Regions from separate parts of the Mus musculus genome. Here region 1 is linked to region 2. Evidence: chromatin loops called from intact Hi-C (ENCODE). Cell type or tissue: heart. All regions are shown on one strand. Each heading gives the region's core, and the rest is flanking DNA. Links, peaks and the distances in the headings are about the cores only.

Region 1 (8,335 bases), core at 146-8,145, 340 kb before region 2:
GGACCTGTCAAGTTAATAGCACTGACGTTTCATTCTGGGGAACTTGCAAAGTCACTGCTGTTAACTGGAGAACCAGATGTAGTCCTTCCTGAAAGTCTGTTTTCAAGTTCTAGTGGCCTCTGTGTCCTGTCTTACAACTAATCTAGTATAGAGAGCAGAACAAGCACTTAGGAGAGTGAAGCATTTAGATTTGCAAACAGAAAGGGGACAGGTATTTTAAATCTCTTCTATAAGCCCGAGACGGTGCTGAGGCCTTAGGAAATTACCTCATTGTCTTTACACATTTGCAAAAGTCTTCATCAAAACCTAGGTCCTGGATTTGTTTAGTGTCTGGCTACTAAGGATAAAAAATAAATGGGATTAAATATTTGTCAATTACTGATGTAATTCTAATATAAATGTCGGTGTCAGGAAGAGTGGAGACAACTAAGGCATCCCACTGATGTAGCTGAGCAGTGTTGGAAGTGTTCTCAATGTGCAGAGAAACAGAGCGTACCTTGGTGATGGCATCGCTGGGATGATGGAATTCCTAAGGAAGTTGACCAAGAAGCACCAATAGAGTGCTCTTGAGACACTGAAAAGCCAACACCTAGCATCATGGGAGCAGAGGCAGAGATAGATGAAGACAGAGAGACACACAGGAAAGCTCTTCTAGCCATTCTCATTTGTCTCTGCTCCAGGATTTTCCTTAAAGAAACAAATACACACACATAAATACATGCACACATAAATAAACATCCTGTTCTCCAATTTGTGAGTTGTGCGCAATCCGGCTATTTTTAAAGGAAGAGCTGAAACACAGAACATTTAAGAGCTCTTCTAGTTTCACACACTGATTAGTGGCCGTCAAGGGAGACAGTTAATGCAGATAAACTAAAGCTCGAAACATAGAAGAACTGGGCTCCAGTGTAGACTTGGCCACTTTCCACCACTTGGCTGGGAGAAAACTATTTCCTAGTACTTTATTTGTAAAAATAAAAGTACAAGGAATGCTGGGAAAAGCAGTGACAACGCAAGGATTTGAATACGAGGATAAATAGACTTTAAATAATGAATGACTGATGGGCTGGGCTTGCAGCTCATAGGTAGAGCCCTTGCCTACTGTAAGGTCCTGGGTGCAACCCTTAGGACCAGAAAAATAAGTGGCACCAAGGAAGGAATGTATGAATGGGCTTTAAATTTTTAATTTAGATTTAAATAATCTAAATAATCATATTTTTAACTTGTATGATTTTCCATCTCAAATTTTAAGTCTTTCTGTCAACATATTATATTTGAGAATAAATCCATGGGGTGGGTTCATTATTCCCATTTTGGCTCTATTTTGTATGTGTGCCTTTGTGAGGTGTGTGTGTGTGTGTGTGTGTGTGTGTGTGTGTGTGTGTGTGTTTATGTACATATATGTTCTAGGACAACCTTTGAGTCATTGCTCTGGTGCCATTTTTCTTTATTTAATCAAACTTTCTCGGGACTCGAACTCATTAAGTAGGGCTAGCCAGTGAGCTCTCAGAATTCAGCTGCCTCACCTGTGCTGATATTACAGGCATGCATCGCCATACTCAACTATTTTTAGGTGGGTTCTGGATTTTGCACTCAGAACCTTGAATCACTCAATGTGGTAAGCACTTTAGTGACTGGGATATCTCTGCAAAAAAGAAAAAAATTATTATTGGCATGGTCTTTCTATGAAGACTAAGCTAAACTTGTACTCCTGTCTCCCAAGAGCTGGGGTTCCAGACCTTTGTCCCCATGGCAAGCCCTGCTAGTATGTTTATGTTAGAATCATCTCATGTTTCAGCTTGTGCATGGCTTAAACCTGTTTTTCCTATTTGACTTTTGTCTAAATTGTGTTTTCTGAGCTATGTCAGTTGTCCAGTGAAAAAAGATGCAGTAGCTCTAACATCATACTTGGTCAAGTTATCACCTACACGGTGTTGTCAAGGAAAAGTAAAAGATGGCCATTATGATACTGGAAGACCTGCATGCATTTGTAGAAATTAAGACCACCTGAGAATATATATAAACAATGAAAAACCACTTAGCGTTCAGATAAGAGGACAGCTGTTGAGACATGCAGGCTTAATTTCTCCTGCATCTCATTATGTGGTTTTATACTTATTTCTTACTTGGATATTGGAATTATTCTTAAATTTTATATTATTGACAAGCTAAAATTGTACAACCCTCACACAGAGTCAATAATTAGATTCATCGAATTCCTAATCATTTTTTAAAGGACTAGTTAAGTCACCTAGAGCTATAGAATGAACTCTTTTAATGTAACTAAAATGAAAGGGAACGATTACTGAGTAGTTTCAACCAAATAAGATAAATGGACAGATGTTGTTTCCCGTTTCTCTGGTGTAAACAAGGAAGCTATCCCACTGGCCTGGCCACAAACCTACATGTCCCAAGGCCACTGTCCGTCTTACCCTTGCACTTTCCCTGAGGGAGAACTCTGGGTCATAAAAGAGACTCTGTATGAATTCTTTCCAGAAATGATTTGAGCTCTGCATTTGTGACATCTTATTATAAGACAAGCTAACATCTATTATTAATTGATGCACTAATTAAAGCCATATTCGCAGTTTCCATTAGCTTATTCCCTAAATTCTCCAGAGTTGGCTGTCTGGTTTTAATCAAAACCAAATGGTAGTCCTAGCTCCCAGGCCGGAGCAGCTAGGAGGAAGTCACGCAGTGGAGGCACAAAAGCAGAAAAGATAAACAGATGAGAGTTCACAAGCTGTCTGGGGAAGGAGGCATACACTCTGCTAGCCACTTTAGAGATGTGATTGAGAGACTCGGCCATGCTGGAGGAAGCATCGCAAGTGTTTTATGTCAGCAGGACTTCTAACTTGATCAAGATGGAGTCTGCCTTCTCCAGCCTTTCCAGCCTTTGCAGCCGTGGTTGTCTGTAACTGGAGGATCCCTTACTGGAGGTAAGGAGGCTTCACGTGCTGTAACACAAACCACTGTGTTCTGTTCAGAATTCTGGGGATGAGAGAGAGAGAAGAAAATTCTCTGTTTCCTCGATTCTCGGAATTTTACTTACAGATTTTTTTTCCTTCCCCAAGTCCAGGATTTAAATTTTGAAGTTATTTTTTAAGGTTCTAAACTTTAGAAGAATTACGGTATTAAAAGGCTCAGACTTCATCTGTCTTAGAAAACTTTTGAAATGAGAATTAGGAGAAGTGTTCTCCATTTAACACAGTAGAAAGTAACACTGTGCAGAGGGGAGAGCTGCACTCTCTTCCTTCCTTGTTTTCCACGAGCCCTGTGGGATAGGAAGGACTCTAGGACTTTCTGACGCTAACTAATCATCTCAAGAGCTTTGACAAACTCACTTTGGTTCTGTGTAAAATCAGAGCTTCAACGCCCAGGCGGCTCTGCTCAGCCCCTCCCCTCCGGCTTCGTGCAGGCTTTCTCACATGCAAACTTCTCGGAGGCAGGAAATACTTTGCAGGCAATCTGGGCCTGCTGGTGGAGGCCCCTCTCTCGCAAAACATCAGTCTGCATTTAGAGGACAGAAGTCACTAGGAACGCCTTGACAGGATCCGGCGTTAGCTGAGGCTCTCTCCAGCTGCAGAGGGGGTTTTTTGTTAGAATCACACACTGCGTTAAGGAGAACTGCTCAGAATAGAGCCGTGACCTCAGCCAGCAATGTGAACTTAGATTTTTTGGAGCCGCTAACCGGGACAGACTCCTCTCCTAGCCTGGCTGGAATAGCATCATGCCTTGGCGGTAACAGCAACTCCTGGTCCAGGTAAGAGGCTGCTGCTGCGACTGTCATGTAGGAGACAGAGCTGGAAAACCTTGCCATCTTCAGCCAGCTGTTGACTGCTTTCAGAGCTGAGCCCTGAAAAGCAGAAGGGGGAAAACTGTGTAGTCAGTAGACAGCGGGGAGTCAAAATCTTTTGAGCAAAATGTCATTTCTAAAATATGTTCCACGTAGCTCGAGTCTCTTTCCCCATGCAGAAATGTTTTCTTCTGATTTCTTTTTATTCTTAACTTACTGACCAATCCATCTGTAACGCGCCGCTGCTGATAGGTGTAGCATATCTGGGGGCCAATGAATCTTCTCAGATTGAAGTGTGAAACTTTAGAAACTCCTTTCTCCTCTCTGTTTTCCCAACAAAAAGAGGACATAACATTATAACGTTTTTTCTTAGTAATGTGCTTTCAAACAATAATCAGCGTCTTACTGAAAACTCTGAAAATCAAATTCTCTAGTATTTCCAGCTAGTTTCAGTCACTTACCCTGTTACTAACACACAACGTAAATTGTTATTTTAAGAGAAGTAATGACATACAAGTTTACAGGTTATTTCTGTCTCTGCACATTTAATTTCAGTTTGGGAACATAAGTGTCAGAATCGGGTTTTGTTAACATTAAACTTGGATTCGCCGCTCAGATCTCATGTTGTATGAACACTCCGTGTTGCTGAAGCAAATCTGTACAATCACATCAGTCATGGGAGAATCTAGCTGACCATTCATTCGTATTTTCTGTCATCGTCAAGTCAAATAGTCACCATGCTTCAGCCTTCTAAATTGTCTTAATGGTTAAATGTGTGGTCCCGGAGTAAATAAATGTAGCAATGGCTGATATAACCCAGAGTTACAATAACAAAGATGATGTTATATTTAGAAGGAAATTATTTTTGGAAAATTGTATGGAATAGTATGCAAAGATATTATGCCTATCTCCAAATCTGTGAACCAAACACAAAATGCAGTAAGTGAAGGATGGATAACAGGTTTGCCAGTAGGATCATAAGAAACCAATAAGGATGTTAATCATAAACTTCTATAAAGGACAAGATGACCATTTGGTGTGTTAGCTAATAGAATTTTTAATTTCTAGCCTAGAGTGATTTATATTGATGCTTTGATGTTGTTGCTAACAATTTAAACTTTGTTAAGCTTTTAAAAATGAGAAAAAGCAGATTTTACTATGTAGGAAGTGAAATTCTGTGGCTTTAGGAGAGCAATTGCCTACTATGTGCAATATAGTCTGAAATATTTTACAAAACGACCAAGTAGAATTTTCCTTTCAGGGAAAGAAAGAGCATTAAAATATCACTCTCTGGTGTTGTCAGGGATCACCAATGAGGAAGCTAAAGAATAGCATTCAAAAGTGTACTGTCCAAGGTCACACAGCTGGCTAGGACACTAGATGACAAGGGAACCATAGTCCCCTGCCTCATGTGTTATGGGCTTTGTACCACAGACCTTACTCTCAAACAATAACTATGCACAACAAAGTATCATTGTGTCCACCTACAGGAGGCCAACTTTCAAAAAGGAAATTAGAATTCTCCTTCTCTGAAAAGAAAATCAACCTTTCTGATTAACACCGTTTTCTCAATGGCTAAGATTTCTTAAAAGGATTCATTAGGCTCTCATCTCAGACTTTAAAGTAGTTGCTTTTTTTTTTTAATGACTATTTTGCTAAATCTTATTCTCATGTCAAGCCAGCCAACCTATATGCTATAATGAGTCATTTAAATAACTCATTTAAAACCAGTGTGTCTTTCAAGAAAATGACCTAATGAGGAACTTGCCCCTTTCATAACCTTATACTCAACTGGCACAGTAAAAACGTTATCCCTACCAATGACCTTCAGGTGTAATTTTAAGACCCTCACTTATAATTGCCTCAAGACTCTCAACAATCTCTCTATTATCTCAGTTAGATATTTCTGCCCCCTATTTCCAATTCTAAGAGCCAAGAGGCTCCATAAGAAAATGCAAGTGTGTGCATTCTACATTTTTTTCCACCTTTAGTCCACACATATACTCTATGGTCTCAATAATATTCTCTAGTACAGTGGTTCTCAACCTTCCTAATGCTGGGACCCTTTAAGAGTTTCTCATGTTGTGATGACTCCCAGCCATAAAATTAATTTGTTTCTACTTCATAACTGTAATTTTGCCACAGTTATAACTACTAATACAAATATCTAATATGAAAGAGATTTGGAAATAGGCATACTATCTTTGTATACTATTCCATACAATTTTCCAAAAATATGACCCCACTTCCAAAGGGGTCACGCCCCACAGGTTGAGAACACATGCTCTAGTCACATACTAGGTACCTCTTTTGCATTATGTAAGGACTGACCAGGGAGACTTCAAATGAAGGGTTGGCTAGATCCTCTGTAGCATACATCCTTTCCTACGCTGCAGTGTGCTTTCCAGGCAAAAGATTTTCCCCAAAAGGCTAATGTGTTCTGTTTCTAACAGTTGTCCTTGCCTTAGATCAGGGCTTCTCAACCTTCCTAATACTGTGACCCTTTAATGCAGCCCCTCGTGTTGTGGTGACCCCCAATCATAAACTTACCTGTTACTGCTCTGTAATTTTGCTACAAGTGTGAATTGTAATGTAAATAGCTGACATGCAGAATATCTGATAGGCGATTGCTATGAAACAGTCATTCTGAGGTCAACACCCACAGATTGAGAGTCACTGTGCTGTGGGGCTGTCTGAATTTTAATTTGGAGGATTCCTAATGTTGACACCTATAGCGCTCAAACCTCTCTCCCATGGCCATCACACTGCGCTGCAAAAGACTGGGTACCTAGCCTCATGCTCACTGGGATGCATTGCACAGTGAAGAATGTCTCCATTCTGAAGGGAGTTCTTATTGACAGAAAGGAGGCTGCCCTAACCCCTTTCAAACCTTTGCATACCATACACCACACTGCCTGTTTCTGGGATGAGCTTAAACTTATTTACTGACAAGTGGATTCCTGGGCGTATAATGGGTCTAAAGCAGTCATTTCTGAGCTCTCATCTGTTTTTATTTGTTCCTTCTTGGAAAGTGAAAAAATTTCTATTGCCTTGCAATGAAAGCTACCCTTTTAAACCATTTACTATTAGGATGTTTCGGGCAATAGCTGACATGTAATTGATTCATAAGATTTTGTTTAAGCAAAGTCAATAAATACAAACAGGTCTGTATGGGAGTGGGTTTCTTGGAGCCAAAATTAAACCAAAAAAGCCTCCAGAGAAATGTCCTCCTTGATCAGCTTTGAGATGTTAAGGAGTTTGCTACTATGGATCTTCTCTGGTTTTCAACTAGCTTAAGGGTTTGGGGAAGTGCGTAGACTTAGTTTTCCAAGAAGTGTTTTTAAAAAAGAAAACAAAAAAAATGAAGTCAAATTATAGACACTGAAAGCTTCGTAAAAGAAAATTGATTTAATTCGATGGAGAAAAAAGTGTTTAGATACACGACCTTGAAAACGTTGACAGGGAAGCCCATGGAAAATGAGATTTCTAACTAGGAAGCAATAGAGATTCATCATAAGAACCCTCCCATTAGCTGAGGTGAACGTGTAGAAACGAGAGCAGTTCGCTGCACCTCTCAAGCAGTTCTATTGGATTGGAATCCCAGAGCATCTGAGCAATGCAATTCAGGTAAATTAGAGAGAGAACTGAAATGGAAGTAGCAAAAGTGGGAAGAGGAAAGAGCAAGCTTAGCAAGTTCCTTTCCTTCCCAGCATCTAAATGCACCTCCAGCCCATCAAGAATTACCAATACCTGTTTGTCAGTACATTGTGGAATGAACGGGAGCGAAGGGGACAGAAATAAAGAAAAGAACAGGGCTGCAGAATGTTAATATGTGAGAGCCGGACTTTGACTCTACTCTCTGGACGTCCCAAAATGATAGACTAATACTTGTTAAAGAGGAAGAAAAATAAGTGGTTGGCAGAAGCCATCAGAAGCTGGGGTCGGAGGTTAACAACACTCTTGTAAGATGACATTACAATTCCCTAAGAACCAGAAGAACCAGCTTCCAGAAATAGTTAGAAATGAAAGCTTCCGTGAGGCAGCACGAGGGGAGCTGGTGGCTGTCCCATCTTACACAGGACTGAATACTGAAGGAAGCCTAAAGCATTCAGAGCTCTGACTGATTCCATCGCTGCTACTCAATGCTCCCCGATTTGAGTCAGCCTGACTTGAATTTTGATGCACCACATCCATACTGAAACAGCAAGGGAGATTCCAGTTCATACCAGGCTCTGGTTCTGCAGTTAATATCAGCTGGAGGTGTCTTCATGAAATCATCTCTTCCTGCTCTCCCTTGCCCCACACCTCCATCCCTGCGCATCCGGTGAGTGCCTGAAATGTGCCTTCGATTAAGCACCCTTTCCATTCTTTTAAATCATGCTACATTAATGCATTATTGTGTTCTTGTCAACTTTTCATTGTAGGAATGGGGAAAGCAAGATTCAAATGATTTAAAAAACAACTGAGATTTCCAGGGGGGAAATATGCCTTAACAAATATCTTGCCTATACACACACACACACACACAGAGAGAGAGAG
Region 2 (8,335 bases), core at 204-8,203:
TGAGAAAAAAAGAAGAGAATAAGAAGATAGAAAAAGAAAGAATTCCACTGATCTCTGCAAGTTTGTCTGTCCCTACTTCACCCCCCAAGAAACTTCTCCAGATCCCCTCTTGACGCTCACCTTTATTTTACATTACCTTTGTCTGGCTTTAATAAAAACATGTTTGGATGACAGATGTCACATCCTAGGCTGATTCATACTTTGGTTTAAATGGCTACCCAAAAAGAGAATATTTCTATCATTTGTACAAGAACAGAGTCTCTCTGTACCCCTCATAATGTAAAGATGTTTCCAGAAGAATAAATTGGCCTTCCCCCCTATTCTGAATGTGAATTGTCTAAAAGTTATAATAACGGATCTAGCTGAACAGGGCAGCTACTTGTGGTAAATCTTTAAAAGTATAAACCTTTTAGCGCTTTTGTTTTGAAAGCATCTTAAAAAGTGAAATATCAGTTAGGGGAAGGAATCAGGAAGATCCCAAATTGGGGGTCACTAGAGCTAAAAAATAAATAAATAAATAAATAAATATTTCAGGACATCCATTGGGTTTCCAATTGAATTATGCCCCTTTAATTGAAAACCGCTAACATTATTTTCAATATTTTCCCTTTGTCATATTTCCTTTGAGCATTACAAATCAAAATTATTCTCCAGTCATTTCACAATGTTCCATTGAGCACAAATTGCATTACAACATTTTCCAAGCACAGAGGAGACCGCTGGTCCTAAGGGAGGCAAAGAAATTTCCAGAGATTATTTGGCTTCTATCACTAGACCAGAGGTTTAAACTAATTGCCCCAGGGATAAATGAAGCCCAAAGTTGAAATTGTTGTGGATAGCTTCAGATTTTTATTTTTATTTTTAAAATTCGTTTCTAGCATCTAAATGGTGGAAGCCTTGGCACTAACATACATAAACGGGAAAGGTGGTGTAGCTCAGCGGTGGAGAGCTTTCCTGGCATGCAGAAGCGGTTGGTTTGATTATCAGCATAGCAAAGAAGGCAAAGGAAAGGGAGACTGTGGGGAGGACAGAGCTTTTGACATTTTACCCAGTGCACTGGGGTTGTTCTGATAGCACATGCCAAACAGCGAGTACTGGACCAGCAGCCTTCTTCTCTCTGCCCTCCCCCTGCCCTCTCTTCTCTTAAGAATTATTTTGGCCAGGATTTAATGATGCATGTTATTAAAATACGGGGGAGGGGAGATATGTGGCAGTGTCCTCTGCAAACAGAGGCGTTAGACCTCCAGGAGGTGGGTTTACAGGTAGTTATGACCTGCCCTGCGTGGGTGCTAGGAACTCAGTTCAGGCTTTCTGTAAGAGCAGTGTGTGCTCTTAAAGGGCAAGATGTCTGTCTAGCTCCTGGCAGCTCTCCTCTCAGAGGGGCTCTGGGCAGCCCAGCTTGCACTGTCTCACTGAGGATTCCCTCAGTGGCTAGCATCACACAGGTGAGCCTTTCAGGTTGTGTTCCGTTTCTATCATGCAGTGGTGGGATGAAACCCAAGGGATGTCCTTGGACAACGTCAGTAATAGCTAAGTTCAATCATTAAGATAGAGCAGGAACCCATTATCATAGAGAATAGCTCTTCTAGTCTGCTACGCATTAGAGGAGCTAGCTATGAGGTTTTTTTTTCCTTAGTAATCCCACAGTCCTTAGGAAACAACCCTATATAGAGATTGCTGGATGCTGCTGTGGGTAGTCTCTGAGTAGATGATACTTGCCTCAGAGGTGAACGGCACAGGCCGTTATAAAGAGTCTTAATATTTTAAACCTTTGTAACTAGGAATTGATAATTTAATGACAACAACCTACCTCTACAAATACCTAATCTAATCTGTGGAGGAATCTTTTTTCTTTGTGTATGTGATGTATGTGTACATATGAGTTTGTGTGTACACCCACTGTCCGGAGGTCAGGGGTCAGTGGCAAGTGTCTTCCTCAGTTATTATCTCCCTTCCTGGGACCAGAACTCACTGATCTAGTTAGACTGGTTACATAACCAGCAAGCTCCAGTCTCTCCATGCTGTGGTTACTAAAACACTCCCCTTTTCTGGCTTTTGATCTGGATGCTGGGATCCTAAGCAGGTCTTCATATTTGCACAGAGTGACTTGGCCCTTTGAGCCATCTCCCCAGCTCTTGCAGGGGATATCTATTCTTAACGTATGAAAAACGCTTTCCGTGACCATGGAAAATGCTCCCCGCTGCACAGCGAAGCCTGCCTCTCAAGAGTCCAGTGCTTAAGATCAAATCTCAGTTCATGCGGCTCAGCAGACGAATGCAGTTTAAGGTCAGCTGCCCTAGACAGACAAATGAAGCCCGTGGTGAGGAGTGGAATGCTAAGTGAGCAGAAGCGGACTCTGAGCTGGCTTGGGGATCCTCCTTCATCCCCAAATGGCATTGTCTGTCCATACTCTTGATGGCTTCGCCAGCCCTCCCTTCCCCCAGCTAGCCAGGGCTCCTCTTGTACAAAAAGGTTACAGTTGAGGCTTTGTTCTGCTTTGCCTTCATTTCCTTCTGAACATTTGAGATAGGACTTTCTTGTTCAGATTTGACCTGCCATTTGATAAGACAGTGGGCTACCAATTCTACAGTTTCTGGTCCAGGGACTCAGATCGCCACTGATGGATAATGTTCAGGGCCAGGTGGCTTAGGCCCATGATCTCAGTTACCTGAGAGGCCCAGGCAGGAGAATCAGAAGCTTAAAGTCTGTTGAGGCTACCAAGTGAGTTCAAGGCCAGCCTAGGCAACTTATGGAGAAGGTTATAAAATACTGGAGAATCTATGAAGTAATTCAGTAGGTAAAGGCACTTGTCAACGCAACACAAGCTACAGTCATCCGAGAAACCACCTCCATCCGATTGGCTAGCCTGTGTGCATTCTTTTGACTGGTGATTGATACAGGAGGGCCCAAACCACTGTGGGCAGTGCCACTACCGGGCAGGTATCTTTGGACTATGTAATAAGGCAGGCTGAGCAAGCCATGGGCAAGCAAGGACACACCATTCGTCCATGGCCTCCACTTTAGTTCCTGCTTCTGTGTTCCTGCCTGTATTTCCTTTCTTGATGGACTGTAAGCTGCAAGGTGAAATAACACTTTCTTCCCCTTAGTTGGTTTTGTGTTTCTATCACAGCAACAGCGATACAAACCGAGACACCAGGCAGGCCTGATGACTTGAATTTGATCCTTCAAATTCATGTAAAAGTGGAGAGAATAAACATAAAATTGGCCTCAGACCTCCACACACACCGTAGCATGTGTGTGTGTCTGTATGCACATCACACACAACAACAACAATAACAATAATAGCAGCAGTAGTAATAGTAATAATAATAATTTTTAAATTGAAAGTAGGTGCTGGGGATAGGGGTGTAGCTCAGTGGAAGGGCATATGACTAGCTCTATCCTAAATTCTATGCCTAATCATGCAAAGAGAAAGTATTAGGAGGAAAAATAAATGTGTCTATACTGAACATAGACAAATCTACATAGTGCTTACAATGTATTTCATACTCTAAGAGTTATCAATACGATAATAATTATTTAAAAAGTATCTGGGAGAGTGTGCATAAGCTATATGCAAATTATATGCGACTTAGAATGAGGCCCTAGTGCATTCAGAGATGTGAGTACCAGGTGGGGATGCTAATTGTGGATGAGTCCACAGTTCCTCCAGCATCCACACTTCAGGCGGCAACTTCATCTTCTTGGGCTATCAAGGTCTTCACTTCCTGGGCCCTCAACAGTCCCTCATTTCCATTCACCCCCTTGCTTCCCAGTCTGTAGTCTCCTGGCAGGCAGGGGCCACATGCACCCTGCACTGCCTTTGGGTCTCCAGCATTTGCCTGCAGGTAAATACCCTGGCAACACCGATCTGCCTCAATGAGGCTGAATGTACCCTCCAAACTAAGGAATTCCAGTGTGGTAAGTTGGGGTACCATTGTTGTAAGAGGGGAGAGGCTTGTCTGTAAGCTAGCACATGACTATGAAATCAATCCATTTTCAAATCTAAGGGAATCTACTTTTCTATTTGTGTTTAGCCTGACGTAAGAATAAACTCAGCCCCAATTCTCCTGTTGCCTGTTGTAGTCTCTCAACAGACTACATGTTTTCCACCTATTTCTTTTGCTTATTGCAAAAGCTTCCCTGGGAAGAAGCCAACTCCAGGACAGGGCTATGGGTCCCTTTTGCTGGCTGTTGTATGCTCCAGAGGAGAAACCATTTTGCCCATAGTAAACACTCTCGGTGCTGAATGAATGCGTTTCCATCAGTTAAAGTAACACACACAAAAAGCACCAACTTACTCCAAGGTAAATTTTTATGAAAATTGATGTGGACTTTTAAACACCTTCCACTGATTATATTCTGTCCCAAGTTTCAAAAATGGGGCTTCTGATGACATAAGGAGCCGGCAACTAAGCTGCCGGAGAATCATTTGAGCCTGTGGGAAAAAAAAAATGATCAGCATCTGAGATCATAAACCTGCAGGCTAGGGCCAGTTCGTGAGCAATTCTAAGAGCTGTGACCATAGTACAAATACCAGTTAGAAATATACTGGATAGAGCTGCGCACGCGGTATACTGACTCTCCCCACGTGCTGGGGAAAGCTTCCACAGCTGTGTTTAATCCTCACAAACTCTTTACTCTTGCAGGCTTTAGCAAGAAATGGGTGCCCCCAAAGTCCCGATACTTCTTTTCCCTATTTTCTGACCAAGCGATCTATCTTTAACCTCCGCACTCCGCGCAAGTTTTTTTGTGATGCCAACTGGAATGAGAGGCTGCGCGTACACAAAACCACGCAAGAAAAGGCAGAGGGGAAATTGAGCACGAGGCCCGGATCTCTGCACTCAGCTAAAGCCTCCAAGCTTTTGCCTTTACCCCAGAGGCCAGTAGTTGGCGACTTTTAGGCGCTTCCCGCCGCCGCAAAAGTGCAGACCCTGGGAAAACATTCCAGGAAAGGGGGAAGGAGGCGTGGGGCGGGACCTGGGCGAGCTTTGGGCGGGGCCTGGTGTGCGGTGGGTGGAGTCAGAGCACAGCCCGAGGCCGCAACGTGAATCCCGCCCCCGGGGGCGGGCTCAGTAGGAAGGCGCGGCCCCTAGGGCGCGCAGAGAGCAGAGCACTTCAGCGTTTGGGTGGAGGGCGGTGCGCTCCAGCCTGAGCCATGGCTGTGCGTCCTCGCTGTTGGAGCCACGGCTCCCCAGCTCCGTGCCCCGCTCCCTGAGAGCGCTCCCTTCGCGGTGGCAATCTAAAACCCACGATTTTGCCCGAGCTGGGGCGAAGCGTAAGGAAGCTGCGAACCAGGATGTGCTGACGACCGCGAGAGGCTCGCGTCCCGGCTGCCACCGTGGGTCCCGACGTGGGATCCCGATTACTTCTGGCAGCCTCGACGTTCCCAGTGCGCTCCCGCCGCCCTGCGCCGACCTTAATGTGTAGAGACGAGCCGGACACCATGATCCTAACACGTAAGATGGACTTGTGCCTTGTTGTTGGACTAGTCTGGCTGGGGTCAACTGCTGAGGGGATCCGGGTGAGGAGGACTTGTCACGCTGCCCTGCCAAGTCCGTGTTGTGATTGTGTGTTTTGACACGCTTGCAGAGGAGGAGCCCCAGGCTTTCGTTAGTAGAACGTGTGTGCTTAAGCAGCTTGGGTCAGGGTTTGTTGGAGAGTTTAACACCGGGTCATGTCCCTTGACCATGTATTGCCTGGGGACTGGGGACTGGCGTCCGGGTGACTTAGACTCATACTATTCCTTCTGGCCTCGGGCCCCGAGGGGCGAGCAACCCCTTTTGGACTTCTTTTGGAGACTGTTCCATCTCTTCTTGCCACCCTACAAGTCTCAAATCAGCTTTGTCTTCTCCCTAAGAGTGCATTATTTAAGGGGCTGTGTAGACTTTAAGCTGTACTTCGGGAAAAAATGTTTCCTTAGCACTATTTAAGAGCTCTGTTCTTTTGTTGCGTTCGCCTGTTTTTTTTTTTTTTTTTAAACGCCGGGGATCTCTGAGCCTGGGCGGGCTAAGTAGGGGTTGCTCCTTAGCTACCCACAACCCCCGTTGCACGTGGGGTTCCAGCTAGGAACCCAGCGCTTTCCCGCTGTGTGGTTGGACGCGGTTCCTGAAAAACCCCACCAGATGCCCACGCCCTTGGCGAGGGAGAAAGAGTCCGTGGGCTGGGGAAAGGAAGGAAGCAAGACTCCAGGCCTGTGGCTTTTTTTTTTTTTTTTTTTTTTTTTGAGCGGCGACGGCGTCTTGGACTAATTCCCCACCCTGCGCCCCTGTCCCCTCCTCCAACGTCAGTAGCTGAGAGCCTTTGATCCTTCTTAAGGGTTGCTTCTAGAGCAATAGCCCACCCTGTTGGTGTGGTTTTCTGTCTCTGCGAGTCATTTCAGCGCATGGCCTCTGGTGCGAGGACTGAGGTTGGGGAAATGAACTCGGGACCAGCATCCCTCTTGATGCGCGACCCTGGGGAAGTGGCACATCCTCACTGTGCTGTCCCCAACCCTGAGTAGTAACTTTTGACACAAGTGGAAGTTGTGAGCATCAAATAGGTAAAGTACCTAGCGGGTGACGGATACTGAAGTTCACTCTGTTCGCAAATTATGCCAATAACTAAAAGAGAAACCCTGCCTAAGTCATTAATCAGCGCAGTAGAGGGGGAAGAAAAATATATCTCCCCATCCGGTTTTGCTTTCAATGAGGCTTTTTACACCCAATGTGGTCACCAATGGGCTCATTCTCTAGAGGCGAGAGGTGGTTTCAAGCTGTGGCTTGGTGATTCGGAGGAATGCAGCCTAGGCACGGGCCATCCATTACCAAAAGATTCGTGGGGGTGGCATATGTGACGCATTTGAGTAGGGGAAAAAAAAATCAGGCTCTGGAGAAGGCAGAATGCCCAGTCTCAAGTTACATTTTTTTTTAACCCTGCAGAAATCTGTTTTCTGAAGGGATGAGGGGAAATAATAGCCCAGTGGACTGCAGCCCCTCAAAATGTAAACCTATCAGCGGCTCTAAGAGGTTGACTAATTCTGCTTCCATCTGGACTGCAGGCTAGTCCTCTGCGGGATAATTTGCTGACCATAAGGGTGGAATTAATGGACTACCCGGTGCCATCTTGGCAAGCAGATTGCAGCAGATGGTCAGAGGGGTGCCCTGCGAGGCAGCAGCCCCCCTAACAGAAGAGCCAAAGTCCTGAGGAAGGACTGAGTGTCAAATGGTTAGCAGATGTGCCGTCAGAAGTTATTTCAAGACATTTCCTGAGAAAATGTTGGAGATCGCCTGTGTTCACTTTTATTGAGGCGTGCCAGACTTGCAGCAAAGCCCTAGCCTGGGTGCATAATTTTTTCATTAGTACTACTGTTCAGAGAGTTTCAAGCGAAGCAAGGCAGACAGACTTTCTCTCAAGCTGGGTTTTCTTCTTTTTCCCTCAGAGTTTGCTTTTGACAAATTGCCTTTACTTTCTTCTGAGCCAAATGACACCAAAAGCCCAGGAATAAGGCGCTGACTTTTCCCCAAGTCATAGAGCCTGCAATCTAGACATGTGGTCTCCAGCTTAGGTCTTTGCCCTAGAGTGGATGAAGGCTGCTCTCAGTCACTTGTATTCTAAGTTCCCCTATTTATTTATTTATTTATTTATTTTATTTATTTATTTTTTTTTTGGTAGCTCTAATGCTCACCACTTTCCAAAGAGTGAAGAGGATGGTAAACCATTTCAGATTTCAGTATGCTGAAGCAACCCAAGGAGTTTTCTTTAATTGTGGAATACATGCAAGACAGTTTGCCCTTCGGCCTTATTGTGGTTAAAAGAACAAAGACCAATAGAACAGGCCAATAGATGTGTTATGACCGCAGCAAGCTATTACTAAATCAAGTGGCTTCTAAGCTGTCTGGTACTCCAGCTCCTATTGGTAGAAGCGATGTGGGGCTTAAAGGGGAAAGAGGAGACTCATGCAAGATACTTCCAATCTGAGGCTCGGTGAGGAGGCTCCAAGAGGTGGCTTCAAATACAAAAATTAGTACTTGGGTTTTCCTGGGTGTCCCTGTGGAGATCTTAAAAGCATGATGCAATGTTTAAATGAGAGGGGTATTTTTATGACCTAACCGAGTAAATACTCAATTTGGAAATATTCAAGGGAGGGTGGTTTGGTCCAGAAGAGCTGGGGGCATCCAGAGTACAGTGAGTGAACTAAATGGGACTCTTTTGAAGAGAGCCTTGTTCTGCACAGGATGGGCCAGTATTGTAAACACAAGTTTCTCATGCCTAACTCCCTTTCCTAGCAACAGGAAGACGGAAATGAGGCCATGCAAAAAAAAAAAAAAAAAAAAAAAAAAAAGAGTCCTAAAGG

What was found. Peaks named below come from ENCODE experiments on the same cell type or tissue, not always from the same donor. Only the 100,000 strongest peaks of a DNase experiment are listed, where the experiment ranks them.
Region 1: a loop joins it to region 2, with 2.4 times the contacts of the local background. A loop is called at or near these places in 4 of 42 quality-filtered maps.

Annotation. Positions count from the first base shown.
Region 1 is chr8:36,947,549-36,955,883 of GRCm38, reverse strand. Dlc1 (deleted in liver cancer 1) reads left to right here and starts at 3,442. Exons shown (of 18, transcript NM_001194940.2): 1 at 3,442-3,763. It overlaps Gm39166 (a long non-coding RNA gene), which reads right to left and starts at 1,144. Exons shown (of 3, transcript XR_870370.1): 1 at 497-1,144. In heart, for the core only: no CTCF peak of the experiment used is centred there; DNase peaks (open chromatin) are centred at 923, 2,713 and 3,423; H3K4me3 peaks cover 3,099 bases; H3K27ac peaks cover 2,630 bases.
Region 2 is chr8:36,610,683-36,619,017 of GRCm38, reverse strand. The region is part of intron 5 of Dlc1 (deleted in liver cancer 1); the gene reads left to right. Among named protein-coding and RNA genes, the nearest start is that of Trmt9b, 160 kb to the right of the region's middle. In heart, for the core only: CTCF peaks have their summits at 4,904, 6,147 and 6,349; DNase peaks (open chromatin) are centred at 4,947, 5,517, 6,127, 7,247 and 3 weaker places; H3K4me3 peaks cover 3,793 bases; H3K27ac peaks cover 5,659 bases.